Linked DNA regions of Mus musculus: region 2 is linked to region 1. Evidence: chromatin loops called from intact Hi-C (ENCODE). Cell type or tissue: heart. All regions are shown on one strand. Links, peaks and the distances in the headings refer to the core of each region. The heading gives the core; the rest is flanking DNA. Region 1 overlaps Irx5 (Iroquois homeobox 5). Region 2 holds the start of Irx6 (Iroquois homeobox 6).

Region 1 (8,326 bases), core at 217-8,216:
TGTCCCGGCCTCTTTATTACACGGCGCCCTTCTATCCGGGCTACACGAACTATGGCTCCTTCGGACATCTTCACGGCCACCCAGGGCCAGGGCCAAGCCCTACAGCGGGTCCTGGCTCTCATTTCAATGGATTAAACCAGACGGTGTTGAATCGTGCGGACGTTTTGGCTAAAGACCCGAAAATGTTGCGGAGCCAGTCTCAGCTAGACCTGTGCAAAGACTCCCCCTATGAGTTGAAGAAAGGTATGTCCGACATTTAACTCTGGTGCGGTATCCCCGGACTTTCCTAATTTATTAAAACCATGGCCTTGGCAGTTATTTTTCCATCACCAAGAGAGAGAAAGAAAAAAGAAATAAACTACCCCTCTTATTCAGAAGTTTATAGTTTATGGAGATGGATGGCATAAAAATGTATACATCTCCACACTCGAAAAAATTGTTTTAGCCAACTGAAAAGAAAAAAAAACTTAAAAGGATTTGTATTAAATCTTATTCTGTATATTTAATGTAGCATTTTTGTATTTAAATTGATAATTCAGTATCTTTGAAGTAAATTATGAAATCAAGACACCTGTACAGGCATTTAATGTTTTTGTAATATAAATATATACATTTGTGTTCCCCCAAAACTGTTTCATAGTTTAAAAATACAAGTTTAATTTAATTTTTTACACCTATTGATTTTTTTCCTGGGTATGAGCTAAAATATTATTACAGAAAGGAAGCAGGTTATACGCTTAGATTTAAAAAAAAAAGTAAGAGAAACTGCAGTGGTCTTTGTAAAATGCAAAATATTTAATTAAAGGAGATTTTAACATAACTAGAGCCACTCATTACTTCTCAGAAGCCTCAATAAATTGTCAATTGCCTTGGTCAAAAGGTGCAACTGTAACTTTTTTCAAAGTGGAGTGAAAGATGCAGCCACAGACAGTTTGTGGGGCGGGGAAGGGGGACGGTAATTAAGCCACAAACCCTGGGGGAGCAAACGGCCCAGTCTGGGACTCAGGATTTGGATCATCCTTGTCCTGTGCTAGAGGGGGAGATTGGACCCTGGAGGAGGGAGAAGAGACCCAAGTGTGTTCCAGAAGGGAGAAAAAGATGACAAACCAAGGCAGAGTCGCGCACCACCCGAGAGCCATCGCTTAACCTAATTACTTCCAATCAGTGTCGTGTTTTATGCAAAGCAATCAGCTGGTGAACTTTGCTAATGAGTTCGATTTTATGCCGGATTTAGCCCTTATTACTATTTCAAAGGTGCTGTTAGCTAATGCGGGCAAGGAGCGTTAGGGGATGCCAAGTGGGAAGGCTTCCCCAAGTCAGCATCTCCTCTACCCCTTCAAAATTGGGCATTTATCTCTTCTTTGGATTTGATTAAATCAGTGACTGTGCCATCCGCGACCGTGAGGGTGGCCTGCGGCCTTGTGGATGGAGGCTGGCCTCCCAGCAGGGACCGCAAACCCGCAACGCGACGGTTCCCCCCTTTCACAGGTAGGTGTCACACTTGTCCTGAATTTCCAGCCTGTATTTTTCAGAGTCGGAGATCTGAGAGTGGGCAGAAGGGGGGTGGGAGGTGGAGGGAGCATCATAGTCACTAGGGGCAGTGAATGGAGTCCCCAAAGGGAGTCGGAGGCCCCTCCCCCATAGGCCCCGTTTTGGATAAGTGGCTTCAAAAGCTCCAGGCCATTTGCGTAGATAAAGAGGCCATTGTGGACTTGATGAGGCTTGTCGTCGCTTTAGCACTTTTCCCAGCTCCGATTGCTACAAAAGTGTTTTTGAGGGTTTATTCTTTTTCTTCTTCTTCTTCTTTTTTTCTTTCTCGTTTTAGTCCGCTTTATTTCAGCTTGGTGCAAACGTAGATTCATCTCGGTTCTAAATGACCAAGGGACAGTCAGTACCCATTGCCTCCACCCACCAACCCCTGAGTTCAGGCTTAGTTACCCTGCTTGCGGCTCCATTTTGCACCTGAGATATGAAGTCGCCAACCCTTTTACTTCATGGGAATTTTTTTGTGTGTGTGGTAATGGGGGGAGGTGCGATACAGGAAAAAAAAATACCCCAGCGAGAGGAATTAATTTGACTGACTGTAGGGACAGAACTGTTTGCACACAACGGCAGCATAATTAGGCTAAAGCATATTGTACATATTTGCATTTCTCTTCCTTACTTTTGCCCTACTCGGGTTTTAAAGCACACCCCAAACTTACACCGCTCTTGTTGCTGCTTTTCTTAGCTTTTTTTTTTTAAACCTGCAACAGGATTCATTTTGTTTATTCGAATTGAGACAAGTTTGAAAGCTGTGTTAACCAGATGCTTTAAGGAGCTGTTTTTGTTTGTTTGTTTGTTTTTTAAATCTGAGTCTAACTTAGAAAATTCTCATAGGGAAATGATTCTAAAGCTGGTAGTGTGAGCGATTAAACATACATGAAACGATCGTATTTTATTTTGTCCCTTTAATTATAAATGATTTTTTTAAAACAATTGCATTCCAGAGATGACTTGCCCTGCCCCCTTCCCCTTCACGCCCCTTCTCCCAGCCTAGTTCACAATCGGCTCCCCCTACCCCCGTGTCTATGCAGCCCCAGGAGTCATCTTCTTTTCTGAGAAGTCTGAAGAATAGGCAGACCGTTTTTTTCTTAAGGGAAAGTTTAGAGACCACATCAACGCGGCGGGGTTTTTTGGAAGCACTGGTCCTAAACTCTGCCCAACGATTTTTAAAAAGAAAATTACAGGCCTCCTTGTGTTCCTGGGAATATGCAAATGACGTGGCGGGGCATCCCGGGTCCGCGGACAAGGGCTGGGGCTACAGCCGCATGCCCGCCGGGCTGCCTGGGAACGGGCGCCGCGCCCGCCGCAGAGCGCGCGCCCTTTCTCCGCATCCAAGGGCTGCAGGCTCGGGGCTAGGCAACGCAAGCACAGGCCCTGGGCAGCTGTTGCCCTAAGTCTCTGTCCCCTGCGTGCATCTCTCCTGAGCTTGGCGTCTGCGGTTTTCTTTGCGTACTTCAACTACTGCGCACACTCCCACAGAAGTCCGAGGTTTTCTTTCTTGCAGAACTAGGTTTCGGTGGTCAGTGGTTTTTCTGGTTTCTAGAGATTATCTAATTTGGAGGTAGCCTGCTGGACAGGTCCGAGCTTGGGACATATAGAAAATAACATCTACGTTTAATCCCAGAAGTAGTTGTGTCCCATGTCCCCGAACCTCCATTTTAACTCGTCGGTCCAGAAGGCGATGCATCTTGGATGCATGAATACCAAGGTGCGTCTTGTCAATGCTGGGGTCGGGGTTTGTTCAAAGGCTGGGAACGAAAGACTCGAGCCACAGAGCCTAAAATATCTCTAAACTACCTCGAAGCTGACTTGTGCTGGTGTCAACCACCTGTGCCTGGCTAGGCCAGTTTTGGGGAAAACCTCACCTTCAGGAGCCCTAGTTTGGCACTTAAGGACTAAAAGAAACCGAATCCCAGCGGGTCCTGGAACTTCTCCTTAGGGGTCTCACAGTCAGTCTCCTTAGGCTGGGTTCCATCCCTGAACCCTTTGTGCCGGTCAAATCAGTTTAAGGGATTTAGTAGTCAAAGAAGAAATAGCCCGGTGGTATCTCGAGGTAAGCCAGGGCCTTGAGAGGAGGCCAGATGTCGGTACTAGGACCTAGAAAAAGCGGTTTCCTGGCTCGGGTGAAGAGCCTCTGAGAGGACTTTTACGCTGTAAGCACCTTCGGAGCACTTCGGAGTATTGCCCCTTACTATCCAAATCTTGAGACACAAAAGATTGGGGTGGTCCTGCGTGTAGCTTGGGTCCAGACCAGGTCTCCCAGCTCACCTGTCCCCTACAAGTAGCAGGTTACCTGGAGAAAGCTAGAAGCAGGTTACTTCAAAGTACCCAAAGTGAAAGGAACAGAATTGAACTTTCAAGAGGAACCCCGGGGCCTCCAGGTTAGGAAGGGCGCCGCCTACTGGTTCCCGGAGCCACGGGGTTCGCAGGGAGAAGGAGCCGAGCCAAAGCCGGCCAGGCCTTCATCCACCACCCTGCCTTGGCTCCGCATTTCAGCTGGGTGACCCCAGGCTGTTTCCGCTAGCCAAGTTGCCTAGGCCCTGGACTTCATGACCTAGTTAGCACTGGGACAATGGGTAGCAGGCCTTGACTAAATCAGCTTTAACTCGACTCCTAGCTAGCTCACTGTTATAAAAGTCAGGCAGCAGACAGCTGAGAAGTGTGGGCACTCAAGAAGTCTTCAGGTAGGGGGTGCGTAAGTAGTCTGTAGATGGTGGGCTTCGCGCAAGCGGTCTGTTTCATTTCAGGTGTACCCCATTTCTGCTTCCTTGTGCGATAGCACGCCTGGAATCCCACAACGTCTTGTTTTATTTGTGGTTTGCCATTCGGGAGGAGTCTACCAGTCCAGGAACACCGGTTTGGCCCGTGTGTGGACATTACAAAATAAGGGAACGCGTATTTATTTCCCGTTGGCTTTCGAACTCTCTTTCAACAGTAACTTTTAATGGGATCGGAGTGGCAAACCTTGTAGAGCTCACAGCAGCTAGCGCAGTAAGGCGCAGAAGGGCCATGGGGTGAACTAGGAGGAGGAGAGCAGGGCGTGCCCTTGGACCGGCTCAGTGTCTCTTGCCTCTGAGCAATCTAAGGCACACAGTTGACCCGAAGGGGACCTTGCCGTCTGCCCTTTTCACTAGCCAAAGCTTTGGCACGGTTACTAGGCCCACCCTGAATGTCTACCTCTGTGACCAGGTTAGACCCTCTCTCCTTTTCGTTTTCGCTCTAAATACAAACCTGGGCCATTGATAGTGGGCAGACCGGGATAGTGGCCTCACAAGAGAACAACCCTGGGGGCAGGTCTACAACTCCACCCGGCCTGCCCCACAGGGCTACCCGGAGTCTTCCGCCTCTCTTGGGCTGCAGCCCCCAACTCTGGCTTCCCTAAGGCCGCTCGCCCGGCAGCGCTGCTTTCTGACGCCGGAATGAGCCCAGCGCGCCCAGACGTCACTTTCCCAGTGAAATCTGCTTTTATTTGCTCCGAGCAAACCCCAGGCTCTCAGCGCTCCCGCCTGATGGATGCAAATGTAAATGTGCACTTATTTAATTGGATCAGGCCCCAAGATAAAAGAGATAAACGGCTCCCCGTTTGCTAACTTCTTTTCTGAGGCATGCAGCGCCTCGTGGAGGGGAAGCTAATGAAGGAGCCGCGCGGCGCTCAGCCCTGCAACTCTTCGCAGCCCTGGTGTACAGAAAGGCCCGCGCCACCTCGTCGCCCTCCAAGCCTGGTGGGGTTCCCCTGGGATCCTCTGTGCGGCCTGGCCCGGAAAGATGAGAAGGCCCGGGGCTGCTGTCTCTCTTGCAAATTCGGGTCCGCATGGTTCTCCACCTAGGCTTGTTCCCCTTGGCTTGCTTTCTCACCCAACCCCCGAGCTAAGCGCATTAGGAAAAAAAAAAAAATCCCTTACCCCAGACACCTCTACCACCTCAGGTGGAGGGGTTCAGAGAGAAAGATGCTGGGCTGTGGATGTGGGTGGGTGGAAAGCAGATTGCCTCTCTGGCCTTCAGAGTCAGGAGGAACGGTCCTCAACACGGAAGAAGCCCCTTTCCTGCTCCCCACAGGGCCTTCTTTTGGAGCCCGAGGTTGCTTTCAGAATCATCTGGAATCCCTGGTTTAACTCTTCCTCTACCCACATACTGTACACACTTTACACGACAGGACACAATAATTTCTGTGTGACTCGGAGACGGGACAACTATTCGGAAGGAAAGGACTGCCTGGCACCGTTTCTCCTTGAGACAACAGTTTAGACCTTTAGAGCCAGCGGATCCTCGTGTGCCTCAAGGTTGCTTCTAAATTTGAGGTTCCGATTTCCTGGAAAAAGTTTCTCTTCTGTTCAGATATATACGGTCGTTGATGAAACAGCGTAAAGATAATGAATGTAAAGGAGAGGAGCGGGGAGCCCTTGCGTAGAGACGCTCTCCCAATAGATCCAGTTCCCTGAAACTGGGCTGGACTGGAGAGCTGGACTTCTTCGAGGGGCTGGACTGGGCAGCACCGATGTCGCTGCCACGCTGGGTCCCAATGAGCTGATGGATGGGCTTGTCATGAAAGCTGTGTGCGCGGAGCATTTACCTCGCTAAACTGAAATTACTGTCTTTTCAGGGGCTAATTTGTGTAACTCCCATGGAGGGGCCTGGAGGGGGTTTGATGAGGCATAAAATGATGATTAATGAATTTATTGGCCGCTGCTCATCAAACAAGGGCTCAGAGCTGGCGTACACACCCGGAGCCTGGCGGCGGCGCTCAACTCAGCTGGGATCCAGCCTCCCGGCTCCAGTGCCTACGTGGTTCCCCCCACCCCCGACGCGGCCAGCTTTGGATATTTTGCTTCTCTTGAACCCAGGAGGCTTCCTGTGGGCGGTCCTGGACCCCAGATTCAGAAATGGGCATGGAACCCCGGGGGTTCTGGAGGAGAAGAGCGGGTTCTAGCTGTCCGCCATTGCCCCCTGCAGGCAGTATGCTCAAGCCTGGGGCAGGGCTGGTGCTGATGCAGGAAGAAGCCCCTGGGACTCCCAGGTGACTGTGAAGCCTGCGATGGCTTTGGAGCTTTGAGCAAGAACTCTATTCCGGATATATCATAGCTACTGGGTGGGCAGAGGGTGGCATAGCGCTGTCTTCCTAGGCGCTCTTGGACAATTTCAATAACCAGTCTGAACCTGATTTCCTCATTCATAAAAAGGGACTGAAATACCTCACTCCCACCACCGGGAGGGAGGGATATGATGCATGACACATGGCAGCCTTCAGGATAGCTTTTAGGGTAGCACTCTCACTAGCTCAGGTCTGGGATGCAGGGTCCTACCAGCATGGCTGCTCCTTCTTGACAGTCCTCTCCACTTCCTCTGGTCAGTAGCACCAGCTGGAGCTTGAAGAGAAACTGTGGGAAGCCTAGAAAGGCAGTCATACCCACCAGTGTGGCTTCAGGAAATCCTTGCACCCTTGGCCAGGCAACCCTTCATCTGAAGGCACCTATCTTTTGGAATACAGTTACTAGGACCTTCAGGCTACTCCCCTTTGGTCTCAAGAATCTATAGCCTCGAAGGCTTCTAAGTTTACCTTGGATTCTTTTCTCAGAATTCAACACGTTTACTGCCTTCCTTATACCTAGTCACACTGTCTGCCCCAGACTTCCGAAGAAGCAAATCCACCCTTGCTTCCATGGCATCCGCTTGTTGGAAGAGAAGGCAGGGAAAACCTTGGCGTTGAACCCTCTAGGGTGTTCTTACAGTGGTCTTCTTGCTAGCACAGATCTACGTCAACCCTTCTGTCCTTCCTCCGTCTAGCTGAGCATCTAGCATGGGCTAATGCTGCTGCAGGAGCCAGACAAAGTCTCCTTGCACTTTCACTTCAGACAACCAGATTGCACGTTCACTTCAGACAACCAGACTCAACAAGTAGCTCAACAAGTAAGCCACGGAGACTCCACATTGTGTCTGTGTGATGAGGGTTATAAGGCAAATGGAGAGGGTAAGAAGTGGGCTCTTTTAGTCGAGGCAACCCACTGAATTCCCCTAGGATATGATCATGTGAGAGGCCTCCCTGCCCCACCTCTCCAAAAAGATGCTAGGGAGCCTGCCAAGCAGAAATTAGGAGGAAGGAAGACGTCTAAACACAAGGAATAGAAAATGTAAACTTTCTGAAGTGGGACAGATTTCAGGGAGACCTTTGGGAGACAAGGCCAGGGTTCAGGCCAAGAGCAATTTACATAGGGCCTTGTAGGTCCTGTGAGACCTTCAGTGTCCGTGATGAAAGCCAGGTGATGTGGAGGGTCTTGAGGATCTGACTCATGTTTATAAACATGCTGTGTGTGAGCTGAGCTTCTGGGGGAGGGGCGTGGTAGCACAAGCAGGAACAAGTTAGGAGACCAGTTGAGAATCCTGAGGGAGGAGTGTTCCTCAGACAAGTGTGGTAGCTGGAATCAGGGAGAAAGCTCAGTCTCTTCAGAGAGAAGAAACCCAGATATTCTTTGACATGTCACCCGAGCCAGTGGCGCTCACGGATGTGATGGGATTGGCGGATGCCAGAGTACTCAAGTGCTCAGGGTAAGATGCCATGGGTGACCCCAAAGTGGACGTTTTCTCTCCCTCAGCCACAGATGATACCATGCTGTGATCAGATCTTCCCTTTGGTTCCCCACCGGCACCCCCAGCGCCAGCCCCAGCCCCAGGAGAGAATCTGAAGTTTGGGAAAAGAGAATGACATGTCCTAGCTCCTAGAGTCATAGGCAGAGGCACAGCCCAAATGCAGGTCTCCTAACTCCTGCCTCGCCTGAGCTAAGTTCTT
Region 2 (8,326 bases), core at 180-8,179, 310 kb after region 1:
CTCTCTCTCTCTCTCTCTCTCTCTCTCTCTCTCTCTCTCTCTCTCTCTCTCTCTGTAAAAATAATACTTCCCATAGTTTTATTGATTTGTGAACATTTGTCATAAATTACCTTGTCCAGAACGTGGCTTCACAAAAGCTCCCTTTTCCTTAAAGTAGCAAAACCTCAGGCCACACCAGAGAAGAGGCTTCAGGCCAGCTCTAAAACATTTGAGACCTTTTGCTTATTTGTTTATTTTTGTATTTTGAGTTTCCTTGAAACAGTCTTAGCATGCACCCCTAGAACTAGCAATCTTCCTGCCTCGACCCCGCAAGTACTGAGGTTCCGGGCATATGCCACCATGCCCCGTTTAATGCCCAGCTTCCAGCCTGGAAACGTAAGGAAAGATCACTCAGAACAAGTAAGACAGCAGGCAACTCCAACCTGCTCTCAGCTTTAACGGTAATCTTATGTTCTATGGTGGTGAGTCCTTTAGGGCCAAGAACGAAATACTGTCCTTATAAATGTTACCTTCACCAGCCTTCTGCTAAAACTTAGCATCATACTTCCTCTGGAGTTGAAGCCTAAAATACTATACTTCCCTTTCTCATTTGTCCTGACCACTATGCTGCCTTGCCATATACTCACGGACCATCCCCAGACATACCTCTTCACAAAGGGAGGAATCTTATCTTTGAGCCCCTACAGGTTGTTTTTTTAATATCTCCATTGCTTTCTTGTGTGTCTTTGCCAAACACGCTAGCTTCAAAATCCGTTCTCCGGTTTTCAAATCCATACATCTGCTATTTACTTTAAAGCTTAATTCCTTGAAACCGTAGCAGATGCCTGATCCTATCACTAGAAAGATGTCAACATGCACAGGACAAAAATAATCAAGAATTGCTCTGTTCAGAGACTGTGCAGAAAGTGCCACGTTAATACAGCAAGCCCCGCTCAGTGATGCACAAATTAGAGAAAAAAAAATGCCCTCTTGGTGAAGAGAGTCGGTTACTAAACTCTATTACTGTTTTAAAATCAGTACAGTCATGCAGATGCCATCTTCACTGTATTGCTTAAAGAGGGCCGTTTTCCCTCTTCCTCCTCTCATCTCGTTTTTATATGCTCATCAGTTACAGCTGGCTCTTGACTGCCACTCCATATCTTAATGAATGAACCACATCAAATGTTTAGAACTCCCGAATTGCTTTGTCCGTAAGCCCTTTCATAAAACAGACCAACACTAAACACGCAGAATCCTCCCGGAACTTGTTGGTTCGCAGCGGCATCTTTTCAGATTTTTCTGTACTAAATTACGCTGTCACCATGAGGCATTGACTGCGAATTCACACAGTTCAGCCGGAGTCAGCAACCTCTTGTGACTGTATCTGACTTTATGCATGTAAAATAACACTTTTACAGAAAGCCCCCAGATCCAGAGGTCAGGATTCTGGCCTCTTCTCTGTCATCTGCTTGGCTATGTGGCACCTTGGACTTTTGTCTCGTCTCTCGCTGTTCTCCTCGGGAGCCTCTAATAAGAAAAGGCAGAGGTGCTTAGGAATGCTGCCGAGCTCACAGAATACAAAAGAATTAGGCTATTATCAAGCTATCCATTTTAGCACTAAGCTAGATACAATGCTGGCAAACGACGCTCTCTGAATCCAGGCGCATTTCATACTCTATCTCTAAGAAGTTAATCCTTTCTCTTTGCCCCTTCCAGAGGAGCTGCACCGCACCCTCGCCTGGGAATTGCTGCCTTTTTCTCTTCCCCTTCTGATGCCAGCCTTTCTGTTCACAATATGTATTCAGGCAAGGCAGGGACTCACTGTGTTTCTCTATCAGATGCTGTGTACACTACTTCCGTCAAAACAATTAGTGTTCATTTCGGCTTTACTCGGGGAGACCTGCGGTGACTGATCAGTATAAATTATGGATGCATCTGTCCAGATGCAGCATCTATCCAGATACACTTGTTCATTCATGCATAGGGTGGAGGAAATTTCATTCTTCTCAGTTCAAAAACAGTCACTAAAAATACACCATCCTTTTTTTTTTTTAATGTATTTTAGCATGGTTTCTACTCTACCCTTATGTGCCTGAACTCACTCACTGTATCTGCAATTTGAAGTTATTCTTTGCCTCCCCATAAGCTCTGGTGATCTGTATAAATAGCTGGGAAATCAAGGGCAGTTTTAAATCTCAAACACTACAGGATGGTTCGGCTTTCCTCGGTTTGGTTGGTCCCCCCATCCCCATTCAAGGTGGTGTTCCTCAAGCTATTTTTCAAAGACACAGCTTTTACTCCACTTGTTCAAGATCATCAGTGCGCTTGACAAGGAGCAATATAAACTTCAAATGAACACTGAGGATTAGCGTTCTCTGTGGTCCAAACGGGCCTCTGTGCAGTTTTGCTTCCTATTAGTTTTAATGAGCAGCTAGAAAAATCAGCAGACACATTGTACAAGACCACAAAAGAACCAATATCGTTGTTTTTCAAAAGACATTGAGTAGTTTTGTTGACTCCCTCCAATATAACAGGGTGTGGGGGGGGGCATCTCTATTTGACGGTTTTATTTACTGGCTTCAATAAGAGTCTATGAGCACCCGTATACAATTGGGGATTTTTCCCCCAAAAAATAAATTAATCATCATTGAGCAAAGCAATGAAAAGCTAACATGATAGAGGAGCCCAGAGCACCAGGCTATAGGTGTGAAAATCCGGAAAGAGAGAGGAAGCCGAAAGCAAACTCTATAGAATTCCTGAATCAGACATTCCAAGAGACTTCCCTGCCCCAGAGGGCTCTGCCAGAGGCAGATAGATTGGCTTAAATTGATGCTTTTGTTTTCTCATGAGGCACATAATAATCATTGTCAGGGAATCCCACAAAATACTTCAAGATGGATTCTAACAACCAAGCGCCGGGGCTGGGGTGGGTTGCTGGGCTTACATCCTGCCCCTGGGAAGGATACATTCAGCCAGGGTCTCTCACAGTTGTGAATACAAAAGGGACAGAGCTAATCTTTCCCCCCAGGATTCATCCAGCTAAAAGCCACCACACCACGCTGTAGGGCAACTCTGAAGACAACAGAGCCTCAACAGAAAGCATGCTCCGCATGTGTGTTGCCAACTTGTACAGGAGAAGGAAAATGATGTGATGGGCTCAGCTCTTCTTCCCGATTTGTTTTCCCACTAATTTTTGAGTTTCCTTTTCCAAATTCTGTTGGCTCTCTCACATCATAGAGCAAAGACAAGAGGTAGGCCCAGAGCCCCTGCACATAGCATTGACACCCCGGAGGTCTTATAAATCACTGGGAAAATCAATAAATCCTATAAGGTAGTTTCTACTTTGCAATATCACCAAGGGACAGGGCTAATGCTTTTTTTTTTTTTTACACCACCATCCCCATTTGTCTGTCAAAAAAATTTTCCTCTGCTTAGGGAGGAATAAGCAATCAAATTTGCTGAGTAAGTATTTCAACTATCTAATTTTATTACTTTACAATTGACATACCTTCCCTCTGGAAATGTTTGCAATTAATTAATTAGTAGTAATCTTTCCCAAGGGACTAACTTAATGAATCCTTTCCAATTCCCACTTTAAAAAAGAGGGAGAGAGCTTAGCAACATCCAAGCTATAAGGGGGTGATTGCTCCAAAGTGGGTTTTGAGAAATCAAGGGATCTATTTATTACCGTGACTTTTTACCACTACGTCAATCTGGCAACGACTATAATTCTTTTTCTTACAAGGACGCTCCCAGTTTAAAAGCAAGGTTTCACCAAGGTAACCATGGCCTGTGGCAGCAGCTGGATTTGTAGACTCATCTGTGGTTTGTGCCCTCTTTAAGCTCCTTGTCTATTAAACATAAACTGTGAGAGGTGAGCAGATGCTGAGCCTAGAGTGCCATTCTAAAGAGGTCACTGGGTGTGGCTTGCCAAGTCAGAGGCCAGAGGCAAACTTGTGGAGGGACTTCCTGCCTGGGCCCCCAACCTTGCCTCTTTCTCCTGGCAAGAACTGAGAGCTCTCAGTATCCCCTGGATCACACCGTCTCGAGTTTCAATAGAAAAATAAAACATTGTCCCTGAACAAACTCCGGAACCCCTAGAGGAGGTATAGTAAAGATCTAGGACCGTCCAAGACCTGTCAAGTGCACTAGCGCTGTGACAGGGCGACTGAAAGGTAAGGCTTTCTGAATTGCAAACCCCACCTGGTGCCGCAGCAGCGCCACCTAAGACCTTTCATCGCCAGTCTGCAAGCCCCTCCTGATCCTTAGACATGTCTTCGGAATGGTGTCAGCCTGTAAGTGTGCAAAATCTATAGCACTTGCTAACTGGCCACCCCTGTCCGGAAGTCTTGCAAGCAACCCCCTGTTTCCAGAGGCATCGGTGCTTTTTTTTGAAAAGCCAGCGAAGGAGTTTATTACACCATTGGGCCCAGCTGAGTGTCCCTGGCGCTACTCCCTCCGGAGCTCTCCTCTACGGCTCGCCAGCGCCACCCCAAGAGGAGTGCAGAGGTAGCCCTGGGGCCGTGAAGCCTTCGCCCCGCTTTCGGGCTTGGGGCGGACACCGCTGGCGGCACTCGGGAAGGAGCCAAGCCTGGCCTCTGGCGGAGATGGCCCAGACTCTTGGCTGGCAGCCTACAGATGCAAGGGATCAGACTTGGTGCGTGTATGGGAGCTCTCTTACAGAGGCTGCACCTCGATCTGGAGGGGGCGCTCGTCGGTCTAGCCCAGGGCCAGACCTCTGCAGAGACGCCCAAGAGGTCAAGGACCTGGCCAGGGCTGGGATTAGCCAACGATTTGGGGAAACTGAGACCCAAGCCACATCCCCAAGGACACAGATGGGCTGCCCGGGGGGCTTGATCAAAGCTGCTGGAGCTGGTCCAACCCTAAGAGCTCCCGGGACGGAGGGGCCAACAAACTTTGATGCAGAGGAGAGGCGGAGATGGGTTGTAGTTGGAGGCTGGTCCTGCGAGCCCCTGCTCTCCTCCACCTGCTCCGGCTCTGCCTCCTCCCAGCCCTCGCCCACCCCACTCCCCCCACCCCCCACCCCCGCCATCAGACTCCTCAGCTCTCCTCTCCCTCCTTTTTCTCCCCCCTTGCCTGCCTCCCCCAGTTTCCTCTGGGCTCTTCTTTTGTATTCTCTCCTCCCTCGCCGCCCCGCTTGCCTCTTGCCTCCTCGGGGGCCGCAGGGGAGGAGGCGAGCACGCTGCACCCTGGGCCCGCACGGCTCGCCGGGAGGCGTATTTCCCACTTCTCCCGGGGAATTTGGAGAGGGTCTGTGTGCGCGCGCGCGCGTGAGCTGCAGGCGAAAGAGGGTAGGATCTAGCGGCGAGTCGAGGGTCAGGGTCTTTGACGTTTCTCGCCCGTTGCACAAACCTCGCAGAGCAAGAACGAGTGTATCCGAGAGTGCGTGCATGTACACGGGCTGGCTGCCCTTGGCACACTCGGTGGCCCGGGGCCCCGGGGCCCGCGGTCCCCTCTGGCGGCCGGGGATTACCGTGACGTCACGTTGAGCCTCTGGCCACCTTGGACTGGGACACCTCGGGAACCTCACAGCCCGACGCTGCGCTGTACCTCACCTTGCCCCTGCGCGCCTTTGGCACCCTACTCCTTCTTCCTAATTCTGCCGCCGATCCATGGGCCCCTCTGCCTTCTGGAACCCACAGGCCGTAGGGGTGCCTTACCAATCGCAGAACTCGGCAGCCCCTCTGCCTTTGATTCTGCCTCCCGTCTCTCCCCTCCTGCCAACGAACTGGCGGCCAGCTCCTGCAGCCCTGTAAGAAAACCAGACGCTGCGCTGCGCTGCTGGGGTCATCGAATCACAGAGCTGAGCAAGGGACTCGAAAGGAAAGAGGGACTCAAGTCCCTGAAGACGCCCTGCTATGGCCTTTTCACCTTTTGGACACCCGTATGGCAGCACATCCCAGGTGAGTAGAGTTAGGGGGTGGGGGTGGCAGAGGCAGGCTAGAGGGATGCCCAGTAATCCCCGAGCTTCCTCTTCTCCTTGACCCAAGGGAAGTCAGAAAGAGCACGGACCGGGAAATGTGCCACAGCACCCGCTGACATCCTGATGCCAGTCTGAGAGCTTTCACTCTTTGAGTGCCACCTGAAACGCACTCTGTGTGCGAGGTGGGTGGGATCTGAGGGAACTTGTAGTCAGGGTTACCCTTGGACAGATTCGGTGGCCAGGGTACTCTCAGGAGAAAACAAAAGGACTTCAGCGCATTGGCACTGCACTGCTCATTTGTTGACCTCTGCTCCGATCCCAAATCCCACTCTTTTCTAAGCTCTCTACTTCAGCTTCCCTCCAGTTTCCAAACCAGGGCGTTGTGCAGTGGTGAGGCTTTCCTTGGAGAAGTCTGAGAATGCCCATCACTGTTCTCCATTATCTCCAAAATAGTCACACACACACACACACACACACACACACACACACACACACACACACACCCCTCTTGGCACTCAGTGTCAGGTTGACCTTTGACCTGCTGTGGGATCCTGGACCGGTCTACTCTGACCGTGAGTGGATTCCCTTTTAGTACAGTGGGGACAGGAATGACATGTTGGTGATGGTCTTGAAGGCTAACTTTTAATTCTGCCTTTGTAGAATCCCAGAAGGGGGAGAGACAAGGATTTGGTCTTATTTCCAAAGTTCCCCAGGACTGCGGAGCCCTAGCAATGTCCTGGGGGCATCTATAAGAGCAATTTGGGTAAATTGTCATCGAGAAATCCCTATGCCAGTGCTCAGCAGGGAGATTCTGCACCTGGTGGTATTTGGTTAGTAGAACAAGGAATAAAGGCATCAGGCAGCTTCCTTGCATAATCTCCTCTGGCTGCAGCCAGTCGATGGACCCTCTAGATTTTAAACTTTTAATGACTGACTCCTTTCCTGTTCTTGTAGTTTCTGGTGTCTGCAAGTTCCAGTGCCACTTGCTGCGAAACGGCCCCTCGGCCAGTGTCAGATGTGGCCTCAGCCTCCACCTCTGCCTCTACTCTTTGCTGTACACCCTATGACAGTCGGCTGCTGGGCAGTGCTCGGCCAGAGCTGGGAGCTGCCTTGGGCATCTATGGAGCACCCTATGCAGCTGCCCAGAGTTACCCTGGGTACCTGACCTATGGCCCAGAGCCACCCACACTGTGTGGCGCACTGGTAAGTAATGGAATGGGGCCTGGGACTCTTTGGCGAATATTGGGACTTGGGAGTATAGACAATCAGCATAGATGAGCTCTACTGTGACCTTGTCTGGGGACAAGCTAAATGGGACAGACAATGCTGAGGAAACAGCATAGTGAATAAGGACAAATCCTAGTTCAGAGCACTTTGCAGTTTGTAGAACTCCACACTGCTTAGGAAACATTTGTACTTCTTATACTTCATTAAGGTAGGTAAATCAACATGATTCTTGACTTTCAGGTGGGTAGTTGAGGTGCAGAGGTGTTCAAGTAATTTACCCAAATCACAAGCATGCATGCCAAGAGTCAGGGATATTTCTCCCATGATGATGCTGGGGAGGGCTATATGTGGTGAGGGACTCAGAAGCTGCAGCCATTGTGGTACTGATACTCAGTCACTGATTATTCTGTTTCTAGGATTCTACCAAGTACTCTGCCAGTATGACTGCCTTCCTTGCCTCAGTCTTAGTAAGGGAGAAACTGAGGCATAGAAATTAAAAAGCTATGCCCAGCATGGCATAGCAAATTCAAGGGGGTGGTGCTGGGGTATTGATCCCACATGGGTAACTATATCCTTCTCCTGTGTAGTCCTGACTCTTCTTTTCCTCTCCCACCAGAATCCTCAGTATGAGTTCAAGGATGCTGCAGGAAGCTTTGCCCCCAGCCTGACCCAGCCAGGGGCCTACTACCCCTATGAAACAACTCTGGGGCAGTATCAATACGACAGGTGAGAAATTTCGGACAGTGGTAGCTGGCTTCCTTTGGTCATCCCTCATCCCTGTGGATGAAGGGGAAGAAGTGTAACTACATTTCCGGGCCCCTGACCTTTCTGCTGGCCAAGCCTCTGGTTCCCCGCCTGGAATCTGAGCCCCTGTTTGCCCACAGGTATGGCGGAGTGGAATTGAGCAGTGCTGGCCGCAGGAAGAATGCCACAAGGGAGAGCACCAGCGCACTGAAGGCCTGGCTCCACGAGCACCGCAAGAACCCGTACCCCACCAAGGGCGAGAAGATCATGCTGGCCATCATCACCAAGATGACCCTCACCCAGGTGTCCACCTGGTTCGCCAACGCGCGCCGGCGCCTCAAGAAGGAGAACAAGATGACATGGGCGCCCAAGAACAAGGGAGGGGAGGAGAGGAAAGCAGACAGTGGAGAAGACTCTCTGGGATGCCTGAAT

The links. Hi-C counts contacts between places; a loop is a spot of excess contacts. Peaks named below come from ENCODE experiments on the same cell type or tissue, not always from the same donor. Only the 100,000 strongest peaks of a DNase experiment are listed, where the experiment ranks them.
Region 2: it touches region 1 in a loop (3-fold over the local background); 8 of 42 quality-filtered maps call a loop at or near these places.

Annotation. Positions count from the first base shown.
Region 1 is chr8:92,360,637-92,368,962 of GRCm38, forward strand. It overlaps Irx5 (Iroquois homeobox 5), which reads left to right. Exons shown (of 3, transcript NM_018826.2): 3 at 1-820. The coding sequence ends at 260. Among named protein-coding and RNA genes, the nearest start is that of Irx5, 7.0 kb to the left of the region's middle. In heart, for the core only: CTCF peaks have their summits at 1,475, 3,952 (motif pointing left) and 6,503 (motif pointing left); a DNase peak (open chromatin) is centred at 3,975; H3K4me3 peaks cover 6,171 bases; H3K27ac peaks cover 4,113 bases; H3K27me3 peaks cover 6,002 bases.
Region 2 is chr8:92,669,177-92,677,502 of GRCm38, forward strand. Irx6 (Iroquois homeobox 6) reads left to right here and starts at 5,113. Exons shown (of 6, transcript NM_022428.3): 1 at 5,113-5,903; 2 at 6,878-7,126; 3 at 7,767-7,876; 4 at 8,035-8,326. The coding sequence starts at 5,859. In heart, for the core only: CTCF peaks have their summits at 4,499 and 4,700; a DNase peak (open chromatin) is centred at 4,585; H3K4me3 peaks cover 3,498 bases; H3K27ac peaks cover 1,610 bases; H3K27me3 peaks cover 7,169 bases.